Regions from separate parts of the Homo sapiens genome. Here regions 1, 2, 3 and 4 are each linked to region 5. A link is an interaction called in ENCODE POLR2A ChIA-PET data of the cell type or tissue named here. Cell type or tissue: K562. All regions are shown on one strand.

What was found. Peaks named below come from ENCODE experiments on the same cell type or tissue, not always from the same donor. Only the 100,000 strongest peaks of a DNase experiment are listed, where the experiment ranks them.
Region 1: POLR2A ChIA-PET joins it to region 5 with 6 read pairs; 1 of 35 experiments calls an interaction of 5 or more read pairs at or near these places.
Region 2: POLR2A ChIA-PET joins it to region 5 with 9 read pairs; 2 of 35 experiments call an interaction of 5 or more read pairs at or near these places.
Region 3: POLR2A ChIA-PET joins it to region 5 with 6 read pairs; 1 of 35 experiments calls an interaction of 5 or more read pairs at or near these places.
Region 4: POLR2A ChIA-PET joins it to region 5 with 6 read pairs; 10 of 35 experiments call an interaction of 5 or more read pairs at or near these places.

The regions. Positions count from the first base shown.
Region 1 is chr22:22,864,253-22,869,252 of GRCh38, forward strand. All of the region lies in intron 2 of LOC105372948 (a long non-coding RNA gene), which reads right to left. It also overlaps IGL. Among named protein-coding and RNA genes, the nearest start is that of MIR5571, 20 kb to the right of the region's middle. In K562, no CTCF peak of the experiment used is centred here; DNase peaks (open chromatin) are centred at 2,316, 2,823 and 3,995; H3K27me3 peaks cover 1,950 bases.
Region 2 is chr22:22,134,973-22,139,972 of GRCh38, forward strand. It overlaps IGL. Among named protein-coding and RNA genes, the nearest start is that of VPREB1, 110 kb to the right of the region's middle. In K562, no CTCF peak of the experiment used is centred here; no DNase peak of the experiment used is centred here.
Region 3 is chr22:23,253,681-23,258,680 of GRCh38, forward strand. It overlaps BCR (BCR activator of RhoGEF and GTPase), which reads left to right. Exons shown (of 23, transcript NM_004327.4): 2 at 119-300. Among named protein-coding and RNA genes, the nearest start is that of LINC02556, 70 kb to the right of the region's middle. RefSeq lists an enhancer at 3,561-4,217. In K562, no CTCF peak of the experiment used is centred here; DNase peaks (open chromatin) are centred at 2,022, 2,457, 3,636, 4,028 and 4 weaker places.
Region 4 is chr22:21,855,274-21,860,273 of GRCh38, forward strand. The region is part of intron 1 of MAPK1 (mitogen-activated protein kinase 1); the gene reads right to left. Among named protein-coding and RNA genes, the nearest start is that of MAPK1, 9.9 kb to the right of the region's middle. RefSeq lists an enhancer at 569-1,070. In K562, no CTCF peak of the experiment used is centred here; DNase peaks (open chromatin) are centred at 568, 1,176, 2,828 and 4,658.
Region 5 is chr22:21,777,262-21,782,261 of GRCh38, forward strand. All of the region lies in intron 6 of MAPK1 (mitogen-activated protein kinase 1), which reads right to left. Among named protein-coding and RNA genes, the nearest start is that of YPEL1, 44 kb to the left of the region's middle. In K562, a CTCF peak has its summit at 2,599; DNase peaks (open chromatin) are centred at 1,900, 2,222, 2,550, 4,816 and 1 weaker place.

The DNA of each region.
Region 1 (5,000 bases), 1.1 Mb after region 5:
AACAAAAAGAAGAAAGAGAGAAAGGAAAGGAAAGGAAGAGAGGGAAGGAGGGAAGAAAGAAAGAAGGAAAGAAGCAAAAAAGGAAAGGAAAGAAACAAAACAAAAGGAAGAGGAAGGAAGGAAGAGAGAGAGAGAGGAAGAAAGAAAGAGAGAGAGAGAGAAGAGATGAGACGAGACGGGGGGGGAGAGAGGCAGGGAAGGAGAGAGGGAGGGAGGAGGAAGGAGGGAGAGAGAGAGAGTGAAAGAAGAAAGAGAGAAAGAAAGAAAGAGAGAAAGAAAAAAAGAAAGAAAGAGAAAGAGAGAGAAGAGTGGGGAAGTGCCACACTCTTTTAAACAACCAGATCTTGTTTAAACTAGTGGTTAGAATTCATTCGTTATTATGAGGACAGCAGCAAGCCAATCATGAAGGGTCAGCCCTCATGACCCAAACACCTCCTACTAGGCCCACCTCCTACAGTGGAGTTCATCTTCCAGCATGAGATATGGAAGGAATAAACAATGATATCATCCTCTGAACACTGATATTGAAAAATAAAAGGTATTATATGAGAACACTGTGAAAAGCTGCATACCAAAAATTAGATGAAAAGAAAAAATCCCTAAAAACATAAAAACTACTAAACTGGCTCAAGGAGGTATAGAAAGTCTGATTAACACTATAACAAGAGTTTAAATTAGTCATTGAAACCTCCCACAAAGAACGGCCCAGGCATGAAGGGTTTCATTGATGAATATTATGAACTGTTTAAGGAATTAATAATAATTATTCATAAACCCTTCCAAAAATATAAGAAAGGGGAACATGAGCAGCTCATTCTATGAGGCCAGAAGTATGCTGATACAAAAACAAAAGACATGAAAAGTGAACTGGAGCACAACAGCCTCTATGAAAACAGATGCAAAACAACCACACTTCAACAAAATACTAGCAAAATATAAAAAGGATTAAACACCATAACTAACTAGTATTCATCCCCAATATTCAAGGGATTCTTAACCTATGGAAATTAATTATTTTAATGCTCCCTATTAAAGAATAAAACCACATGGTTATTTCAACAGTCACATCAAATGTTTTCATGTACGCAGACAGGACTTCCTGTTGTTTTCCCATTCCTGTTAAAGCATCATAAAAGGCACGATTTGTGGTGCTACTGGATGGGGTGCTACTTCATGCAAACTGGATATGTCATGTCCAACCATGAATATACTTAGCCATAAATGCTAAAAGATTGTAATTTGGTGTCAGAGACTTGGTGGTCAGTGACCACTTCCTTGGCAAGTGGTAAGTACAGACATCTGAAAGGATAACTAGGATTTAGGTAGGTATTGGATAAGGAGGTGAGTTACACACAGAAAAAGTTTCACTTAAAAACTCATAGACGCTTGAACACAGAAGATGGCTCAATAGGTCTGAGAAATAAACAAAGTCCAGAATAACTGGAGCTGAATGGAAACAAGGCAAATGACATGAACCATCTGTTTCTCTCTCGACAACTCACTGGGGCATTGTCTCCTCCCTATACCACCCACGTGGATTGTAAAAACATCTGTTCTTAAAACTTTCTTGTGCATCATGACAGCATGTAGCACCTGAATCCAGCTCAGTTAAATGAGGGCAGGACAGTCAACCACAAAACCCAGGTGGCCCAGGAAGCACATCAGGGAGACAAGACCTTGCTGTCAAAAGCAGAGGAAGTGAGATTTTCCATTGTGGCTAAGCCCAGAGCATATGAAATTTCAATGGGTACACAAAAACCATATAGGGTTTGGTTAAGCTGCAGATGCAGTCTTTGCAGGTTTGAATGGGGCCCCAGATTCTCCATGGCAAATAGCCTCCAGTTGAGGTTGATTGATGCTGGTCCTCCAAGGAACACACTTTGGGTGGCTTAGCTCCTATGCACCCTCCTCACTCATGCACAGCTGAAACTCACCTACATAACGCACCTTCTGAGAAGCATAAGTGACCTATTTCTCCTCCACTAATGTGTCTCAGTCCCTTTTACTAAAAAGGAATATCTGAAGTTGGGTAATTTGTAAAGAAGCAAAGGTTTATTTGGGTCATGCTTCTGATGTCTGTAAAGTTCAACAGTGGGCATCTGCATCCAGTGAAGACCTCAAACTGCTTCCACTCCTGACAGAAGGTGAAGATGAGCCGGTGTGTGCAGAAATCAATTGGAAACAGAAAGCAAGTTCTTTCCTAAAAATACTGCAGGAGTTTAATGATCATATTTACAAAGTGTTTAACACAGAGCCTGACACACCCTAGCTGCTCATGAGTTGGCAGCAATTATTGCTGATGTCATTCATGAAAATTGGACCTCAGATGGAGAAACTGCAGTGCAGAGAGTTTGAGAAGTTTAGGGACAAGAAAGACTTAGTGACTTAAAATCGAGTTCTAGGAACTGAGGAGAGCATCCCTGGGCATTTTACTGCCATCTTTTCCAATGTCTCAGAAACTGTTTCAATGTGACGTCAACCAGAGAGGAAAGCAGAGGGGTTTGCAGAACCAGGGGCTACAACTTCATCCACGGGAGAGTGATGTAGTAAGCGGGTGGGAAGGGGCAGCTGAGCTCATCTGAAGGGTGTTTAAGGTTTTCTGGCCCAGGGATCTTTGGCCATCTCTCCCTGCCCAGGGCCTCATTCTTCCACTGACCGGCAGGAGCTGGAGAGTGGCTTCTGAGTCTGGTTAGAGATCCCAGCAGCACCCAGAGGGGGAAGACATTGGAGAGACGGGTCTAAGGTCACTGGAGACACTGTTTGCTGCCTAGAGGGCTGCGACAGGCTCCTTGAAAACAAAATTCAGACACTTTAGGGGAAGAAAACACAGGATGGGAAGGCTCCTCACCAGGGGATTGTGGATAACAGAGACCAAAGCATCTACAAGGAGCCCAGCCCTACTGGAGGTGCCCTGAACACAGAGATCCTAGGGGTGTCTGTATTATTTTGCCAGGGCTGCCATAGCAAAGTAGCACAGCCCTATGGCTCAAAGAACACAAATGTATTTTCTCACTATTCTGCAGATGATGTTAGAATCTAAGATGAAGGTATCTACAGGGTTGGCTCCTTCTGAGCACTGGAGAATCTGTTCCATGCCTCTCCCAGCTTCTGCTGGCTGCGGAGGTGTTTGCTGTTCCCTGCCATGGAGGGAAATCACCCCAATCTCTGCCTCACATTCAAATGGAGTATTCCTCATGTGCGTGTCTGTGTCACAGTTTCCCCTTTTTATAAGGACATGAGTCGTGTTGGATTGGGTACGTACTCTGCTGCAGTATGACCTTTTCTTAACTAATTTCAACTGTAATCACCCTATTTAAATATAAAATCCCACTCTGAGGTCCTTGCAGTGAGGACTTCATTATACAAATTTGAGGGGACTGAAATTCAAATTCCTAACAGTGTGTCTGCCATGACTCAGGCCTCTCCTTGGGGCTCTGCAGGTGGGATGTGCACCACCAACCTCTCAGGTGGGGCATTACCTGACAGCCCAGAAGGACCCCAGGCCCTCTGAAAAATGACGTCTCTTTCATCCACCTTGAGGGACATGTTTTCTGGCTGTCCTTCTCATCCTTTGCATGCTGACATGGGAGACATCATCCTCTGCTTTTTAAAGAAGGACTCCTTCACCTTCCCAATCACCCCAAGTAGATGCCCATGCTGGTTCCACAGAATCAAACCACGGTGGGTTACGAGTTATATTAGCCACCAGCTGACAATATTCCCTGAATGTCCAGGATCCACCCATGCTCTCTGACCATCACCAGAGTGAGCAAATCTCTGATATGTGGGTAAGAGTTTCTCCCATGGGCTCCCAGCCGGGCTGTAAGTGAGGCAAGACCCCTTCTTCAGTGCACGGGGCTCAGTGCAGCTGCCTCCCTGACCAAGTCTTCCTGGGACACTAAGCTTATCAGTTTCTCTCCCCCAGGGACAGTTTTTGGTTGTCCTAAGCCTAGCTCAGCTCTGCTATGAACTTTGCATCCTAAGAGCCCATTAAACACCCCCTTGTGCCTCAATGGAATAACCTGGAGTAAATAGTGTGAGGTGCCCCTGCTTTCTGCTCCCAGGGCCTCTTCTCCTCGGTGGCACCAGCACTGCCCTATTGACCAGCAATCCTCACCTGCCCATTCAGGCCTCTACACTGCCTACCGTGAACAGTCACAGATCACAAACTGATTGCCAAATTTGTGCAGATCATCTTGACAGTTTCTGTGGAACTGGGTGCCTTCTCATAGAACCAGGAAGTCACAAGCCAGGCCAGCTCTAGAGAAGCAACTGGGGGAGTAACATGCATCACAGCGCCTGGACACAACAAAGGGATTTTGCTGTAGTCCTACTAGGACACATCCTAGTGATGTCTCTGAGAACCAGTCTTGGTCCCTGCAACAGAAAGCCTACTAAACAGGACAGTAGGCTGCAAGGTTGGGCACAATTTGTGCCGTGTGTGAGCCATGTAGATTGTGCATGTGTGTATGTGTGTACATATGTGTACATGTGCATTTAGTGTTGCAAGGAAGGGTTGTGTCAAATGTCCCAACTCAAAACTTTTCTGTTTTCCTAAGTTATCTGCTTCTATCTTTACTACCTTTGTACTATCATAAGAATAAGGATAATGATTAGGGTTGAAATAGGAGAAGGAATAATGTTTAATTATTCATTCTTATGTGTTTAATACATATCAAGCACTCTTCAAAACAATTCATATTTATTAAATCACTCAATACGAACTACTCCATGAGCCAAATATTGTCATTATCTCTCCATTTCCAGTTGGAGAATCTGTGATACAGATTTTGACACATGGGAAAGCTAAGGCAAAGAAAGGAAAAGGACTTTGCCCGATGTCAGAACTAGAAAGTGCCTGACCCAGGAGCAGAACCTGAGTCTTCCAGTCCCAGAGACCCTGTTCTTTAACAACAGCCTGTGGGCCTGTCACTGTGCTTTAAGGTAAAGCACTGACATCTCCCTAAGACTCCAGAAAGTTCTCTGTACTTTTTGAATCA
Region 2 (5,000 bases), 360 kb after region 5:
GTTAGCCTCCCTAGCAGCTGGGACTACAGGCGTGCACCACCACGCCCAGCTAATTTTTGTATTTTTAGTAGAGATGTGGTTTCACCATGTTGGCCAGGATGGTCTTGATCTGTTGACCTCGTGATCCGCCTGCCTCAGCCTCCCAAAGTGCTGGGATTACAGACGTGAGCCACCATGCCTGACTGAAAATACTTTTTGCTATGCTGTTTCATAACACAGAATTAAACCTGTGTTTTTGTGAGACAGGTTCCAAACACTCTTTTTGTAGAATCTAAAAAAGTGATGTATCCAAACCTTTTGAGCCATAATAAGAAAACATGAATATTTAGCCCTAACTGCTGGAAACAAGCTATCTGTCAACACACTTTGTGATGTGATGCTTTATATCACAGAAATGAACTTATGTTTTGATGAAACAGATTCAAAACACTATTGTAGAATCTTAAGAAGTGACATTTCTGAGCCTATTGTGACCTTATAGGAACATACAAACATCCAGTCCTAAAGTCTACAAACAAGCTATCTTGGAAAACACTTTTTGACGTGCAGTTTTATAACACAGAATTGAACCTGCATTTTGATAAAAACACGTTCCCAACTCTCTTTTTGTAGAATCTAAGAAGTGACATTTCGAATCTATTGAGCATTTACAGTAACGTATGAATATCTTGTAATAAAAACTAGAAACAAGCTATCTGTAAAAACACTTTGTGATGTGCTATTTTATGTCACAGAATGGAACCTGTGTTTTGTTTCAGCAAGTTCTGAACTCTTTGTAGAATCTAAGAAGTGACGTTTTTGACCTTATTGAGCCCTTATAAGAAAATACAAATATCCAGCTATAAAAACTAGAAACAAGCTATCAGCGAAAACACTTTTTGCTGTTTCATATCACAAAATTGAACCTGTATACTGATTAAACAGTTTCCAAACACTTTTTTTGTAGACTCTTAAGAAGTGATGTTTCTAAGGCAGTGAGGCCTTATGGGAACATATACATAATCCAGTCCTAAAAACTAGAAACAAGCTATCTGTGATAACCATTTGTGATATGCTGTTTTATGTCAGAGAATGGTACCTGTGTTTTGATTCAACAACTGTGAGACACTCTTTTTGTATAATCTAAGAAGTGATGTCACCAAACCTATTGAGTTTTATAAAAAATATGAATAACCCTAAAAACGAGAAACAAGCTATCTGTCGAAAATGCTTTGTGATGTATTTTTTTATATCAAATAATGGAACCAGAGTTTTGATGAAACAGCTTCCAAACACTCTTTCTGTAGAATCTAAGAAGTGACATTTCCAAGTCAATTGAGTTCTTACAAAAAAAATGCAAAATCCAGTCCCAAAAAACTAGAAACAAGCTACCTGTAAAAATGCTTTGGGACATGCAGTTTTATGTCACAGAACGGTTCCTGTGTTGATTCAACAAGTTCAAAACACTCTTGATGTAGAATCTAAGAAGTGCTGTTTCCAAACCTATTGAACTTTTATTAAAAAAGTAAAAATATCCATCCCCAAAAACTAGAAACAAGTTATCTCTGAAGATGCTTTGTGACGTGATGTTTTATGTCACAAAATGGAAACTACGTTTTGATTTAGCAAGTTCTAAACACTTTTTCTAGAATATAAAAAGTGACATTTCTGAGCTTATTGAGCTCTTAGACGAACATACAAGTATCCACTCCTAAAAATGAGAAGAAAAACCTATCTCTGAAAATGCAATGTTATGTGCTATTTTACATCACAGAATGAATTTTCAAACACTCTTTCTGTAGAATCTAAGAAGTGAAATTTCCAAACCTGTTAAGCCCTTATAGGAACATATGGATATTCAGTCTTAAAAACTAGAAACAAGCTATATGTGAAAATGCATTGTGAAGTGCTGTTTTATGTCACAGACTGGTCCCTGTGTTTTGATTCACCAAAGTTGAAACACTCTTTTGGTAGAATGTAAGAAGTGATGTTTCCAAACCTATTGAGCTTCTATAAGAAAATATGAATATCCAGCCCTAAAAACTAGAAATAAGATATCTGTGAAAACACTTTGTGATGTGCTGTTTTATGTCACAGAATGGAACCTGTGTTTTGAGTTGACAAGTTCCAAACACTCTTTTTGTAGAATCTAACAAAGTGACATTTCCAATCTTACTGAGCCCTTATAGGAAGATGTGAATATCCAGTCCTAAAAATGAGAAAAAAAGCTATGAAATTGCATTGTGACATGTTGCTTTATGTCACAAAATGGAATCTTTGTTTTTATTCAACACTTTCAAAACTTTTTGTAGAATGTAAGAAGTGACATTTTCAAACCTATTGAGCCCTTATAAGAAAATGCAAATATTTAGTCATAAATATTAGAAGCTCTCTGTGAAAATGCTTTGTGATGTGCTGTTTTATATCACAGAATTGAACCTGCATTTTGATGAAACAGCTTCCACTCACTTTTTTATACAATCTAAAAGGTGACATTTCCTAGCCTCTTGAGCCCTTATTGGAGCATATGGATATCCTGTCTTAAGAACTAGAAACAAGCTAGCTGAGAACATGCTTTATGACATGCTGTTTTATGTAACAGAATGGAACCTGTGTTTTTAGTCAACAAGTTCCAGACACTCTTTTTGTAGAATCTTAGGAAGTGACATTTTCTATTTTTATTGAGCCCTTATAATAAAATATTAATATTTAGTCCTAAATATTAGGAAAAAACCTACCTGTGAAAACGCTTTGTGATGTGGTTTCATATCACAGAATTGAACCTGTGTTTTGACAAAGCAACTTTCAAACACTGTAGAATCTAAGAAGTGACATTACTGAGCCTATTGAGCTTTTATAGGAACATACAAATATCCAGTTCCAAAAACTAGAAACAAGCTCTTGGTGAAAACGCTTTGTGACATGCTGTTTTATGTCATAAAAATGGAACCTGCCTTTTGATGAAACAGCTTCCAAACAGGTTTTTTTTTAGAATCTAATAGTTGACATTTCTGGCCCTATTGAGCCCTTATAGAAACATATGAATATCCAGTTCTAAAAACTAGAAGCAAGCCATCTGTGAAAATGCTTTGTGATGTGCTGCTTTTTGTCACGGAATAATACATATGTTTTGATTCAACAAGTTCAAGACACTCTGTAGAATCTAAAAAGTGAAGTTTTTGAACCTATTGAGACTTGATTAAAAAATACGAATATTCAGCCCTAAAAGCTAGAAGCAAGCAATCTGTGAAAACACTTTGTGGTATGCTGTTGTATGTTATGGAATGGAACCTGCATTTTGATGAAACAGCTTCCAAAACACTTTTTTGTAGAATCTAAGAAGTGACATTTTGGAGCCTATTGAACCCTTACAGGAAAATACGAATATCCAATCCTAAAAACTACAAACAAGCTATCTGGTAAAACGCTTTCTGATATGCTGTTTTATGTCTCAGAATGGTACTGGGGTTTCAATTCAGCAAGTTTGAAACTTTCTTTTTATGGAATCTAAAAAGTGACATTTGAGAACCTATTGAGCCGTTATAAAAAATTCAAATATTAGCCATAAAAATTAGAAACAAGCTAGCTGTGAAAACGCTTTGTGGTGTGCTGTTTTATGTCAAAGAATAATACCTGTGTTTTGATTTGGCAAGTTCAAAGCACTTTTTTTTCTAGAACCTACGTAGTGACATTTACAAATCTGTTGATCTTTTATAAGAAAATATGAATATCCAGCCACAAAAACTAGGAAAAATCTGTGAAAATACTTTGTTATTTGCATTTTATGTCACAGAATGAAACCTGTGTTTTGATGAAACAACTTCCAAACCCTCTTTTTGTAAAATCTAACAGTGACACTTATGAGCCTATGGAGCCCTTATAGAAGCACTCAAATACCCAGTTTTAAAACTGGAAACTGTCTCAAAAACACTTTGTGAGGTGCTTTTTTATGTCACAGAATGAAACGTGTGTTTTGAGTTGAACAACACACAAGTTTCCAACACTCTTGAATCTAAGAAGTGACATTTTCAAACTTGAGCCCTTATAGAAACATACAAATATCCAGTCCTAAAAACAAGCAAAGGCTATCTGTGAAAATGCTTTGTGATATGCTGCTTTGTGTCATGGAATGGAATCTGTGTTTTGATTCAAGTTTGAAACACTCTGTAGAATCTAACAAGTGATGTTTTGAACCTATTGAGTCATTATAAGAAAATGCAAATATTTAGCCATAAAAATGAGAAACAAGCTTTTTGTGAAAATCCTTTGTGATGTGTTTTCTATCACAGAATTGAACCTTTGTTTTGTTGAAATAGTTTCTAAACATACTTATTGCAGAATCTATGAAGTTATATTTCTGAGCATTTGAGCCCTTATAGGTACACATGAATATCAGATTCTAAAAACTAGAAAGGAGCTATCTTTGAAAACTATTTGTGATGTGCTGTTTTATGTCACAAAATGATAACCATGTTTTGATTCAAAAAGTTTGAAACACTCTGTAGAATCTAAGAAGTGACATTTCTGAGCCTATTGAGCCCTTAGTAAAAAAACAAACAAAAAACGAATATCCACTCCTAAAAACCAGAAAAAAGCTATCTGGTAAAATGCTTTGTGTTGTGCTGTTTCATGTGACAGAATGGTGCCTGTGTTTTGATTAAACAAGTTTGAAACACTTTTTTTTTGTAGAATATAAGTAGTGATGTTTTAGAATGAATTGAGCCCTTATAAGAAAATGCAAATATTTAACCATAAAAATAAGAAACAAACAACCTGTGAAATCACTTTGTGATATCCTTTTTTTATGTCACAGAATGGTACCTGTGTTTTGATTTAACAAATTTGAAACACACTTTTTGTAGAATCTGAGATGTGACATTTACAAACCAATCTTAAGCCAGTTAGATACTCTGATGAGCCAGCTGTGTGTGTATGTGTGTATGTGTGTGTGATCTTTGATTATTAAAACTGAAAAAATAATCGTATATTCATGACTAGTAGACACAGTGTTTTAAAACTGA
Region 3 (5,000 bases), 1.5 Mb after region 5:
TCGTTGTGAGATGCCTGTTGGGGACAGAGATGGTGTCAGCTGGGTGCTTGCTGGGATGGGTTGAGTATGGATGCTCCCTTCTCTGTCTCTAACACAGGATGCTTCTTTGCACACACAGATGGCTCGTTCGGAACACCACCTGGATACGGCTGCGCTGCAGACCGGGCAGAGGAGCAGCGCCGGCACCAAGATGGGCTGCCCTACATTGATGACTCGCCCTCCTCATCGCCCCACCTCAGCAGCAAGGGCAGGGGCAGCCGGGATGCGCTGGTCTCGGGAGCCCTGGAGTCCACTAAAGCGGTGAGTCCCCATGGTGTACGTGTGGCAGGAGGGCCAGGTGAGGCTCCCTGAAGCGCAGCCCCATGCTCAGGGGTATGTAGCAGGTAGGTGGTGGAGCAGCCAATGGTTTGGAAGCGAGTGGGTCACCAAAAACTCCTTCCTCATCTCTACATGTGGTACACAGACAGCCTGCCAGATGTGTTGATCAGGGAGATCGGGGGATGCTTTGAACTGAGCGTGGAGGAGGCAGGCAGCATGTGGTCTTGAGGCTGAGAATGTCAGCACCAGAGGCCACCACCAAGACCTGCGTGGTGGCGCCGGCAACACTCCTGAGCCAGGTGGTGTCTGGGCTTGGGTCCCTTTGCTTCATAGCCTTCTTGCTCCCTTTTACCAAAGCGTGTGCTGAGGATGGCTCCATCCATGTGACCAGAGCCTTTCCTGTGAATTTTCACTTGACCCTCATTAATAATTCTTGGCCTTTCTGTCACTTCCACTTTACAAAGGTGAAACTGAAGTCCAGTGGTGGCTTCCCCAAGGTCTCATGGCTAGTGAGTAGCGGCACATTCAGTAGATGCTCTGCCATGCCCTCCAAGAAAGCAGTGGACCCACGCCCCCCCTCACATGAGAACGTAGCCCGGGCTGGTTGCAGGCTGGATGGTGCTGGACCGCCCGGCCCTGCATGAAGTTCTGATTCCTCTTGCTGGTCCCACAGCTCAGGGGGCTGCTTCAGCAATGCTCTGGGGCCCAGATGCTCACCCCTTGCCATTGGTGCATGTCCCCCCACTTGACCTCTTGGGTTCCTTACTTCTTGGGCTGAGAAAATCACTGCCCCAGGGCAGTTGCTCCTTTTTGTCTTTTTGGTCCCTGATGACAGATTACTTCCGCACTCTGCTTAGCTTATTTCTAGATGGTTTCCACCATAGCCTGGCATGGTGGCTCACACCTATAATCCCAGCGACTCAGGAGGCTGAGGTGGGAGAATTGCTTGAGTCCAGGAGCTCGAGACTGCAGTGAGCTGTGATTCTCACCACTGCACTCCAGCCTGGGCAACAGAGCAAGACCCTATCTTTAAAAATAATAATAAAAAAATAAATAAAAAGAGCAAGAGAGAGATGGACTTTTCCCCATTTCTGTAAGGAAGCTCCAGAAGTGTATCTTCTCACTGAGCTGCTTTTTTCTGGGGCTGACATGTTAGCTGCACGCCTGGGACTGCTGCTTACGTATATACTTTTGTGATTTCTGAAGGCCTTGGTGCTGGGCAGGCTTCTCATTCTGAACCGAGAGGATGGGAGAGGAAGCCAGTGGGTAACATGTACCTGCTCCGTGCAGCACACACAGGCTGCTGCCTTAGGTAGCTTCCTATCCCACGTCGAGTGTCAGCTTTTTACAGACTAGGAGGCCGAGGTTCAGAGAGGTGAAGTAACTTGCTTGGGCCACACAGCTCCAGGGTTTGAAGCCTTCCTGATTCTTCAATGGGCACACTTTCCCTCCCTCAACTGTCTTGTCTTTCTTGGTGCACCCCTTTCTTGCTGCATTGTGAGCGTGGTTTGGTACAAAGAAGGACCAAGTTCAGGTAGGCTAAGTGCTGAACTTGAGAAAGGCAATTTCTTTCCATCATTCTTGAGGGCTATCTGCACCCAGCCAGTCCTTGATGCAGTTCCTGGCCCCGAAAGGAAGCTGATCTGCCCACTCAGTGCCCCAGTCCCTGTCCGGGGGTGGGGGCCTCCCACCCACACCTGGCTCTGACTTGGAGTACAGCCTTCACCTTTCAGTCCAGGGCTTCTCCTCTGTGAAGCCACTCCAGATCCTGGTCCCCCGACCCCTGCTCCCTGCTTCTGCCCTCACAGGAGCTGTAGATGTTTCTCGTGGTGCACATCCTGCAGGAGGTTGCACGTCTCTGCCTGTCAGGTCCAGAGTTTCCAATCCCAAGCACGCCCCTTGGCCCAGAGCTGGTCTGAAGAGGAGGGGATTTGATTGGAGGAGAACTGTGTGTAGCTCCTTTCCAGAAACCTTCTGGTGCTCTTCCCAGTGGTTGGGGCCCCAGGACGGGTACCCTTCACTGCTCTGGAGACAAGCATAGCCTTGACTTCCTGGTTTCCCTGCCAGCCATGCAACAAGCCATGCAAATGTCATCTTTCATTTCTGATCTTTGGTTTGAAGACATGGCTGTCGCTTCCTAGGACACCTGACTTCCCCCAGGGAGCATGGTGATCTTGAGGCCAGAGGCACCCTGATCCTGACCATCCAGTGGGAAATGGGCATCAGGCTGCTCATCCCTCTCCTCCTGCACGCCACCCACCCCTCATTTGGTCCCAGATGCTGATCTTGAGTCTTTGGGGTGTCAGTGGACTCCTGTGGCATGGGTCTTCTCTGTGAATACCCACTCGTAGTGCAGACAGAGGCTGGACAGAGGCCAGGCACCCCCTTGCCCGGGGTGCTGTGGGAAGGATTCACACAGGCTGGCCTGTTGCGACAACCTGCAGCCCCAGGACCCTGTACAGAGGCCAGCCCCTTGCCCTCTGGTATGCCTTGAGGGCCAGGTTCTTGGGGTGTTCGCCGGCTGGGCCGCAGGACAATGTCCAGTCTGTTGGTAATGAAAACCTGCCCTTGCCCAGAGCAAGAGGGTCCTTTCTCCAGCAGCTGTGCTAGCTACACACTCCCAGCCCAGAGCAGCCTGCCCCTCGCAGTAAGGGTTTTGCACCCTGATCACCACTGGGCTCCCCCAGATTAGGGGGACTAGGAGGAGGGACTAGAAGGGGCCTCTTTGCACTCTGCCCTGTCCTGAAGCTCAGTTCCAGCTCCCGCCCTCAGTTCACCCGTGGGCCTGGTAGCCAGCTGACAACAGTTTTATTCACCTGTTCTCTGTTGGCTTTTCCTGCTTGGTTGTCACAAGCCCAGTTTGTTTTGTGGGTTCTTTATTGGCTTTTATTTAGCCTCAAGTTTTGTGTTTGTACCCACCTAGGTAGGGTCATGGTAGGAGGGCCTTCCTTCCATGTCACTGACTTCTTTTTCCAATTTCCCTTTACCTCCGGCTTCCTACCCGCCCCAGCCTCCTTGCCTGCCTCCATGGCCCTCCCTGCATTCACGTCCTTTCCCATAACTGGCACAAGCACAGCCCTGAGTTATAAATAGCCCCAGGCCAGGCCCTGCCCTTTGCTCTCTCGTTTTCTCTGCATGGACTTGGCTGATTTCTGAGCCATCCCTGTCTGATGCCATCAGCACTATTCAGGACTCTAGAAGATTCTTAGTCTAAGGAGAAGTGCCTCATCCTGAGTCTTGTCTCCACCCCACCCCGTCCATGCCCTGAGCCAGATGTTCCCTGAGCGGCCCCGCCCTTCAGAACACGGAGGGAGAGCCAGATTCTGCCTTCCTGCCTGTGCTGTTTTTCCTCCTGGCTTTCCAAACCATGTGGACAGAACGAGACACAGTGCTCCCACCCACGCCGGCACAAGCATCTCACACTGGGTGGGGCTGTCATGGGCCCTGCTGCCCTAGCAGCCTCCCTGGGCCCTACAGGCCGCCTGGTACTCATAGTAGCAAGATTGTCCTTAGAACATGAGCACGGCTGGCAGGCTGGGTGGATGGGTGGCGCTGCCCAAGGGACCCACCATTCCCTTCACCTCTTCTCCTCTTGTGGAGCAGGGAGCGGCATCTGCACACAGTAGGAGGCACCTGCAGGGGCAGCTGGGGTGCTTTCCCCAAAGACTCCACCATTCATGATGGGCAGAGAGGGGGTGTCATAGGTCGCCCCACCCTACGTGTATGTGCACCATGGGCAGCAGACTTGCTGAACTTGGGTAGCATTTCAGGGCACCAAGGCAGGCTCAACTGACAGCCCTGGGTTCCTTGGACCCAACTGTCTCCAAGTGAGAGTACGGAGACCCTGAAGGAGCCCTCAGAGATTCATAAAAACGCAGCCAACACTAGGATACAACCAGGTGTTTAAGATCCACTCATTGATTTATTAAATGAATCTTAATTGAGCACCTGGGTGTTCTGGGCACTGTGCTAGACAGGGAAGTTCCTAGCTCAGGCACAGCCGTGGCCTGGAGGCTCCCACCCGTGGAGTCACTGCCTACCCTGCCCTGGGGGGACAGGTGTGCATGGAACCTGCGTGTCCTTTTCCTTGGAGCTGCTCTCAGCCCAGATCTTGATGGCTGTCCCCCCCACACACATGTACGTGTGTATAAATGCATATATATACACACATATACACAGGCACCCGGGCATGCTGACACCTCATGCATACATTCACACAAGTGTGCACACACTTAGGAGATTCCCAGGGCAAAAAGGTGGCCCAGGAAGGCTTTTTAGATGGTCCCAGTGGGCAAGTGAGGATGTGTGGTCCAAGCCCCAGGGACTCAAATGGGGCACAGGGTGGGGCTCCCTCCCCGGGCAGTGGAGGCTCAGGGCCGGAGGGCATTTGCCTGAGACCATGGGGCAGGCCAGGCCCTGGGCACTTCGTGTTGAACCTGCTGTCTATACCATGACATGCCTCCCTCCTAGAGGGCCAGGGAAATAGGACAGCAGGGTTGGGAGTAGGCAGGGGCTGTGCTGGGACCCTGATTCCAAATTCTACAGATACCATGAGGCCTGAGCTGACCTCAGTCAGATCCTTCCTCAAACCCATCAGTTCTCACTGGAGGTGATTCTGCTCCCAGGGCATGTGTGGCAGCGCCTGGAGACATTGTGGCTGCCACACCTCGGGGGAGAGGGTG
Region 4 (5,000 bases), 78 kb after region 5:
AAGTCTTTGCTTTCATAGAAAGATTGTGCCAAGTTCTTTCTTTTTCAGAATTGCTTTTAAATCAGTTCTATTTAAGTATTTCTCTCTCTCTCAAACTTGACATTTTTCATTACACCTTTTTTTTCCAATGCCAAAATAGCAGCATTAACATTCATTCCAGTCACTAGGTAAAAACTCTCTTCAGTCAAACACACATGAATAATCTAATTCGTGAGGTAAACGACTACTGTCATACAGTATTACGAAGTTCCAACCTTACTTGCAGAGCAAAAAATAAAAAATAAAAATAGTCATTTTCCTCAAGGGTTTAATTGTGGGCTTTTAATGTTGAAGTAAATCAATTTACTAGTTTTTAACCTCAAGTTTTTCCCTATTTCATTATATCTCAATAATGATTATCCAGAGATTTCTGAGGTAAATTACATTAAAGACAGCGCTAGTAACTGGGAAACAATCCACACATGAATCTTAATATATTGCATATATGCTAATTTCATGTAATGTTCCTGAGGGCGGTGACAATATTAGAGCTGTACGAGACCCTAGAGACCATCCCAATCCCTTAACTCCACAGATGAGAAACACAAAAACTTGCAGAAGCAGAGTGACGAGCACATGCCCATGTGACATGTCATCAGAAGCAGGGACCAAGACTCAGGTCTCTTGCCTTCCAGGCCAGTCCTCTTTTGGTAGGCTAAAAGCTGCCTTTCACAGCTTCCCACAAATTTCAACACATCCTCACTCAAGTACGTTTCTGAAAGGGACTCACCGACAACTCTTTAGAGAAAAGGAACTATATCTCAAACCATAGGAAAAGTTCTATATCTAGCTTATCAAACTTTTAGTCTCTGAAGCATGTGAGAGTAAGTTTGCCAGTATTTCTTTCTCATTATCCCCCAATACTTTAGTGACTATTTCCAACAAACAAAACTAGACTATTCTCCCATACAAACAAAATGCTACCATCAAAATCGTCAACGCTCACCTGTCAGATTATGACCAAAGGCCTCTAAGTCAGAATCCCGCCCAGGCAAAATGACATGGCAGCCAACTGTGGAGCCTCGGTTGGCCTCGGATAGCTGGTCCCCCCTTCATTCACACCACATATCTGAGGACCAGATATGGAAAGCCTCTCATGCTGGAAAACTTGGCACAGTAGAAAGGCGGCCACACTTTTGCCCGTCACACAATGCACATTCACGGGGGACCTGTGCTAAACCATTCACAGACAACCTGTTTCTGGGTCAGGGTTTCGTATACAGCAGAGCAGTCAGCTATCGACACAAGGGTTTGTAACAAAAAACAAAAAACAACAAAAAAAAGGAAGGACAAACCAAAACAAAAAAGAAAATACCAAAAAAAAGAAGAGTTAAAAAAAAAAGAAGATAAAAATAAAATCATTAACACAGATACACGACTACAATCTAATTTTCAGACATTCTAGTTTTGCCAATCATGCCGATTCAGAATCATGAACCACATGGAGTTGCCATGTTTCTGCACACTTCTTTAGTGTGGAACAATTCCTCAGTGTTTTCTTGGTTCCATGATCTTGACTTAATTTTGAGGTTTACAGGCCAGTTATTTTGCAGAATATCCCTAAACTCGGGTTACCTTGATGTTGCCTCCTGAAGATTTGGATTATGCATGAAACACTTGACTGTCCCTATTCTAACTATATAAAGATGCTCCTTGACTTACTATGGACTTACATCCCAATAAACCCTTCATAAATGGAAAACCTCATAAGGTGAAATGCTTGTTTTTTTTGGGAAAGTTTCTTGCTCTGTTGCCAGGCGGGAATGCGGTGACACGACGACGGCTCACTGTAGCCTTGACCACTCAGGTTCAAGCGATCCTCAGCCCCAGGCTCCCAAGTAGCTGGGACTATAGGCACGTACCACCACACCTGGCTAATTTTTTTTTTTTTTAATTTTTAGTACCTTTAGTACAGAAAAGGCCTCACTATGTTGCCTAGATTGGTCTCAAACTCCTAAGCTCAAGGAATCCTCATGCCTCGGTCTCCCAAAGTCCTGGGATTATAGGCATGAGTCCTGCACCCAGCCTAGCTGAAAATACATTTAATACACCTAACTTACCAAACATCACAGCTTAGCTTAGCCTACCTTAAACATGTTCAGAGCACTTACATTAGCCTACAGTTGGGCAAAATCATCTAACGCAAAGCCCATTTTATAATAAAAGTGTTGAGTAACTCATATGATGTATGAAATACTATACTGAAAATGAAAAACAGAACAGTTGCGTGGGTACTCGGAAGTAAGGTTTCTACTGCATGTGTATCACTTCCATACCATTGTAAAGTCATCTGACCACCAAGCCAAATATTTGTACTTCTGCACATGCTGCTTTACATAGAGACCGAGACAAAGGGGGATTCACATCTTGTCAACCCTGTTTACTTCAAAGGAATAACAGAGCATTAACTAGGTACCAAGTGCTCAGGACTTCAAGTATACTGTTTTATTTAATACTCATGACAATCCTTTGACCCCTTACTTGTGACTGGCAAGTTACCCAACTTTTGTTTCATTTTCCTCATCTGTAAAAACCGGAGAGTGATACACACTCCCTGGAGAATGACAGGGAAAACAGTACCAAGAACTTTAACCTAACAAGTCAGAAATCAATGAGACCCCTTTTGACAATTCCCACCTTGCCCTTTAGACATTCCGAGATATGCAGCTTTATTTAATAAATGACCCCACCTTGGGCCTCAGCTGACTAGACCAGAGGCAGACACTCTCCCAGGCTGGAAAGGCCAGGTGGAGTGAGCTGTTCTGTGCAGAATGATCTCCCTAACAGTGTTTTTACACATTCTGTTCCACTTGGAATTGGATTCAGAGTGTTCTCAGCCTCTGGTCATCAAAAAACCTGAAGACACATACCTTCAGGGAGCTAGGGTCAGCTCTCCTCTGCTGAGTGCATGGGGAAGTGACAAAAGAGAAAAGAGGGGGGAAAATCCAGCTGCTGAGAGATGTAGGGTACAAGAAGCTTTTGTAACTGTAAAGAGGGAGGGAGGTAGCTACGTTGGTCTATTTTCCAGTTCCTGGTTCCAACTATACCTAAAGCTTTAACTGCACTTTCTATCCTTGCAGTAATATGACAAAGGCCCCCAGATCTTAATCATAAACTTTTCATTTTCTATAATGCAGTCTCTACAAAGTAGTGCCTAAAACATTCCAGCACTCTACCCTACCTTTTACCCAGCTAGCTCTAAGTCTTCCTTCAGGTCCCAGCTTAAACACCACTTCCTCCCGGAAACCCTTCATGACTACTCAGAATATCTTATATCATCCAGTGGCACTCCACACCTCACCATACTCAGTAAATGTTATTACTGCCCTGTTGGACTGTAAACACCAAAGAGTAAGAACAACTTTTGTTCACTACTTTGTTCCTACTGCCTAGCACATAATCCGGTACGTGTTTAATAATATTAAATGAATGAAAATCAAGAAACTGGTAGAGGTAACTAGAAGGAATGGGAAGAAATCAATACTGCTTCCTGATAAAAATTAAGTTGCTAGATGACAGATCCTTTGGAGATAAAGAAAAAACAAAAACAAAAAACAAAGTTACTTTAACTCTAATCCTTTCTAGCCTCTTCTTCAGGTCTGTCTGCAATGGCATAATCATTTTATACTTTAGGGCTAATCCATTCAGGAACCCAGGCTGTAGGAAGTACGTTTCTAGGTAACTCGGTATAACAGAGAAAAGCCTATAGTAGTTAAAAGAAAAAAGGTCACAGGATTTGGGGTCTGCATAAATCTCAATTTACATCTCAGTTCTGCAATATACTTACTGGCTGTGAACCCTGAACGAGTTACCTGACACCCAGTTCCCTTATGTGTAAAGTGCAAAATATAATACCTCAAAGACAAGGATGACGGTCAGGCGCGGTGGCTCACACCTGTAATCCCAGCACTCTGGGAGGCTGAGGCGAATGGATCACGAGGTCAGGAGTTCAAGACCAGCCTGGGCAACAGGGTGAAAGCCCATCTCTACTAAAAACTACAAAAAAAAAAAAAAACTTAGCCAGGTACAGTGGCAGGCACCTGTAATCCTAGCTACTCAGGAGGCTGAGACAGGAGAACTGCTTGAACCTGGGGGCAGAGGTTGCAGTGAGCCAAGATCGCGCCACTGCACTCCAGCCTGGGCAACAGAGTGAGACTCTGTCTCAAAAAAAAAAAAAAAAAAAAAGACAAGAATGAGAATGAAGCTTAAACCAGCAAGGCAGGCTTGCAACTAACATTAGTCAGTTGATCATGGCATATTATCCATGCAGACACCTGCTATCCAGCTCCTACTGGCCATAGGTTCAAACCCCAGGGCCTGCCTTGAGTCTGAGAATCTGGGAGGGACCTTGGAGACCATCTATCCTGTGGGTTGCCCAACATCATTTTCAAAGCAATCAAATCCTTTTTCCAAATGGGATCTTGCCCTGCTAACCCTAATAGTTACTACCTATGTGAACTGAAGATGATAATGACTAAAAGGAAATTAAGAAAAAGAAAAAAGACTAAGGGCAGAGGAAGAAGGGAAACGGGAGGGGAAGGAGGTAGATAAGAGAAGAGCAAAGAATAGAAAAAACAGGGATTAGGGGAGAGAATGCTGTATGTGAAGTTTCCCTATTTGGGGTGAGGCCTGAAGCCCCTAAGAGAGGAGGAGATTTGAAAACCACAGACAGAGCCCAGTCCTTTCATGTTATAGCAGGGGAAATAGAAACACATAAATTTTGTTCAGCTGCCTATAGCTTTCTCCTCCTGTGGTTCTGCTCAGTTTCCAGAAAGCCTGGGTAACGTCTGAATCCTCCTGGAATCTCTCTTCTTCCTTCTGGTACGGTGTGGGCCATTTCAAAGCTCAGGCAGGTGGCCTTTCCTAGAGGGAGCAGAGACAGCGCAGCTACTGGATGAGCTCCTAGGCACCTTTCAGTGTGGGAGCCTCAAGAAGTGAAAGAAAAAAAGCAAATCTAAAGG
Region 5 (5,000 bases):
GAAAATCAACCCACATTTTCCAATCTATATCTTGCTAGACCTCTCTGCTGCATGGACACTGTTGTGCATGCCTACTTTCTCAAAATGCCATCTTCTGCTTCTGTGATATCACATGGCACTAGTTTCTTTTCTTTGTCCCTATTCCATCACTGGCTGAAGGTTTGTGTTCTCCAACTTCTCACAATCTCACTCTTCTTCTTCTTCTTCTTCTTTTTTTTTTTTTTGAGACAGGGTCTCACTTTGTTGCCCAGGATGGAATCCAGTGGCCTGATCTCAGATCACTGCAATCTCTACCTCCTGGGTTCAAGCGATCCTCCTACTTCAGCCTCCCGAGTAGCTGGGATTACAGGTGTGTGTCACCACATCAGGCTTATTTTTGTATTTTTGGCAGAGACGGGGTTTTGCCATGATGCTCAGGCTGGTGTCGAACTCCTGGGCTCAAGTGATCCACCTGCCTCGGCCTCCCAAAGTGCTGGGATTACAGGCATGAGTGACCGCACCCGGCCACAATCTCATTCTTCTATCTTTTCAATCTCTTGCAAGATTTAAAAGACCACAGGTTAAATACCTCCCAAAGCTATATTGAGCTGAGGGTGACCAAGCTGTAGATCAATAAATCCAAGTTTGTGTAGGTAATAAAATATATAGCCTATGATTCCATTTACAATCAATGTATGTATCTATATGTGTAATAAAGTCTGCAAGGTTTTCAAACATTAGGTTATCTGAGAAATGGAGACAGACTTCTTATAGAAATTGCGTTTTTTAATTTAAAAAAAAAAAGTGGGGGCCAGGAGTGGTGGCTCACGCCTGTAATCCCAGCACTTTGGGAGGCTGAGGCAGGCAGATCACGAGGTCAGGAGATCAAGACCATCCTGGCTAACACGGTGAAACCCCGTCTCTACTAAAAAATACAAAAAATTAGCTGGGCATAGCGGTGGGTGCCTGTAGTCCCAGCTACTCCAGAAGCTGAGGCAGGAGAATGGCGTGAACCTGGGAGGTAGAGCTTGCAGTGAGCCGAGATCTCGCCACTGCACTCCAGCCTGGGCGACAGAGTGAGATTCCATCTCAAAAAAAAAAACAAAAAACAAAAAAAAAAAAAACGGGGGGCGGGGGGGGTCCGGGTGTGGTAGTGGCAGGAGGATCCCTTGAGTCCAGGAGTTCAAGACAGGACTGGGAAACATAGCGAGACCCCATCTCTACAAAATTTATTTAAATTAGCCAGGCACGGTGCTTGCCCGAGCCCAGGAGTTCGAGGCTGCAGTGAGCTGTGATTGTGCCACTGCACTCCAGCCTTCCAGCCTGGGCAACAGAGGGAGAACCCTGTCTCTTCAGGAAAAAAAAAAGGGGGGGGGTGGGGGGGAGAAAATAGAATTCCTTATCTTCCCTCACTCTCGGGATCACCTGCTGGTTGTGCCCACCAGCATCCACTGCCCCTCTAATCCATCCAACAGTGTTTGCTATAGGGGAGCGCTCAGGCTTGCCCACGCTCCTGGGCTGTGCTGTGGGAATGGTGACACTCACTGGGCCATATTCACCTGAGTCCCCTTGGCCACAGTGACTGCTCAGGGATAGGCATGGCATCCAAGCTGAGCACAAAGAGGTGATGAGAGTCAGCCTAAGTCCTGGCTGCAGTGATCAGGTCAAGTGTCTTACTCTCATCATGAAAAGAGAGGCTGACTGACAGACAGCCCAGAGCAAGGCAAAACTGGATGATAAAGAAGTCCAGATTCTAGACACAGTGTCTGTGCCCATCAATCCACATGTGACTGAACTTTTCAGTTATCAGAGCCAATAAAGCTCTTTCTTGGGCCAGTAAGTTCTTGTTATGTGGAACTGTGGAACTGAAAAGACCTCAGACGGTTGACCCACCAAACCCGGCCTTCTGGTCTGTGTGAATGACTCACCCACATTCCCTTGCTCCCCAAGCACCATCATTCAATGGTAACCACTGCTTATCTTTTCACATATGTTGTTGAATTCTTTTCTATGCATTTTCTTGTAGAAGGCTGAAATCATATTATGTATGACAAATGCTGTTTTATTTTCCCTTAGTAAATACTGTTCATTAGCATTTTCCCCCACTATCAAAACTTTGTAAAAAAAATCACTTTTAGCGGCCTTAAAATATTCCTTTAAGTAGATGTCTCATAATTTACTCAGCCATTTGATTAACATTTGGCACTTAGGTTGTTTCTAATGCCTAACAGGTGCCTTAAATTAAACACAGACTAAACCAAATTCTCAACTGCTGTCACCCAAACTGCTCCTCCTATAGTTTTCCTCATCTCAGTATTTCCTGTAGACTGTGTGTTCTTGTCCTTTGCTCATTTATTTATACACTGTGGTCTTAGATTTGTCTCTGCTCTTTAGATACTAATAATATTAATAATGAATCTAAAGTTAACAATAATTCCTTAACTCTTTTAATTATCCTATGAGGTGGGAACTACAATTGTCTCAATTTAGGGTTGAGGAAATCATGAAACAGCTTAAATAACTTGTCCAAAGTCAAAAATCCAAGTAGCAGAACCCTAGTTTGAACTCAGGAGGCGGACTCCAGAGCACCGGGTATAACCACTGTACTTTGCTGCCTTCTACAGAACAGTTAGGAGAAGGTCCAGTGTTACTCAATTTAGAACATTTTAGACCTATTGTCCACACCTAATCTAATTTTATTTAGCTTTTAAACTTTTATATGTCTCTCTTTCCTTGATGTTTGTTTTAAAACATAGGAAGTCTTTCTCCATGCAGAGATCAGAAAAATACTGAATACTCTATTGTTAGTTTCTCATGATATAAATTTTAAATAAGTATCAATTCTTTTAGAATTCATTTTGATGTGTAATGATTTAAATTGATTTTCCTCCAAATAGCTATTCAACTAGCCCAGTACCATCTGCTGAATAATAATTTCTTCTCCCTCACTGAAGTCATTTGAGAGAATCGTAAGCTAAGACTCCTTTAAAGAAAAATCTACAATAGTGTCGGTTTAAGGGATACAGCAATCAAAAATTTCCAACAAACATGAAAAAATTTCAATCTCACTCTTAATTACAGAAAAACAAATTAAATGCCACTCCCCCATTTGGTTGGCAGACCTAAAAGTTCAATACCCAGAATTGCTGGAACAAAAGACATGTGACAGAATTGCCAGACTGTCCTCTACAGAGACTCAACCAGTTTACACTCCACCAGCTCTCTCCGAAAACACCCTTTTCCCCACAGCCTTGACCACACAGTAGGGTGTCAAACTTTGATGTCTGCTACTCTGTTGAGGAGGGCGTTAAAAAAAAAAAAGAATTACTGACTTTTCAATGTTTGTATCTTGTATAATGAGTAAACATGAGTACCTTTTATATATTTAAGAGCTGTTTCATCTTCCTTTTCTGTGAACTCTCATTAAAAATTCTAGCTTGTAAGTTTTTTAATCTCTTGAGTTCCCTGAGGTCTTCCATTCATTTCCTGACAAATCTAGACTATCAGTTCTGTAAGAAAGCTCTCTCTCTCTTTTTTTTTTAATGAGTCCTCAGACTTCCCATCTCCAAACAGGTTCTTAATCCCTCTTATTGCTGGTACTATGTATGTCCAGGGCCTTAGAAGCCTTGATGGCACCAAACAGACACTCAAATCTATCCACTGAATGAATGAATTTATGTATGTTTTCTTAAAAATATAAAAACAACTGGCTAGATGTGGTGGCTCATGCCTGTAATCCCAGCACTTTTGGAGGCCAAGGCGGGTGGATCCCGAGGTCACGGGATCAAGACCATCCTGGCCAACATGGCCAATATCTTGGCTAAAAATACAAAAAATTAGCCAGGTGTGGCGGTGCGCGCCTGTAGCCCCAGCTACTAGGGAGGCTGAGGCAGGAGAATTGCTTGAACCTGGGAGGCAGAGGCTGCAGTGAGCCGAGATTGCACCACTGCATTCCAGCCTGGGTGACAGAGTGAGACTCCCTCTCAAAAAAAAAAAAAGAAAAAAAAGAAAAGAAAAATAACAGTGCTGGGTGCGGTGCTCACGCCTGTAATCCCAGCACCTTGGGAGGCCAAGGTGGGCAGATCACGAGGTCAAGAGTTCGAGACCAGCCTGGCCAACATGGTGAAACCCCGTCTCTATTAAGAATACAAAAATTAGCTGGGCATGGTGACATGTGCCTATAATCCCAGCTACTCGGGAGGCTGAAGCAGGAGAATTGCTTGAACCTGGGAAGCAGAGGTTGCAGTGAGCCGAGATCGCGCCACTGCACTCCAGCCTGTGTGACAGAGTAAGACTCTGTCTCGAAAATAAATAAATAAATAAATACATACATACATAAAAAGCAAAAATTAGCCAGGTGTGGTGGCACGCACCTGTAATCCCAGCTATTCAGGAGGCTGAGGTGGGAGAATCGCTTGAACCTGGGAGGCAGAGGTTGCAGTGAGCCAACATCGTGCCACTGCACTCCAGCCTGGGAGACAGAGCAAGACGCTGTCTCAAAAAAAAAAAAAAAAATTAGCCACGCATGGCGGCACATACTTGTGGTCTCAGCTATTCAAGAGACTGAGGCGGAGGATTGCTTGAGCCCAGGTGGCGGAGGTTGCAGTGAGCCAAGACTGTGCCACCGCACTCCAGCCTGAGTGGCAGAGTAAGACCTTGTCTCAAAACAACAACAAAAAAACATGGTAGAACTGTTGAAGTGATGTTCTGAGATTTGGTTCCAAGAGACCTTGCAGCATAGGCTCTTGCTCTTTTGGAATATTTCTGCCATCATGAGAAGCCACTGAGTCTAGTCTACTTTAGGATAAAGAGGCAACTGTAGGAAGGACCAACTGTTAAGACGTTAAACCACCACAATTGAGGGATGGTGAAGGGAGCCAGCAGATGACTGCAGTGCATGGCTGAACCCAGGTGGGCTCAGCAGAACTACCCAGCTGTGCCAGCCCAATGGACTCATGAACAAATGCATGGCTGTTATTTCAAGCCTGAGTTTTGGAGTGTTTTTTTAATGCAGCAATAGG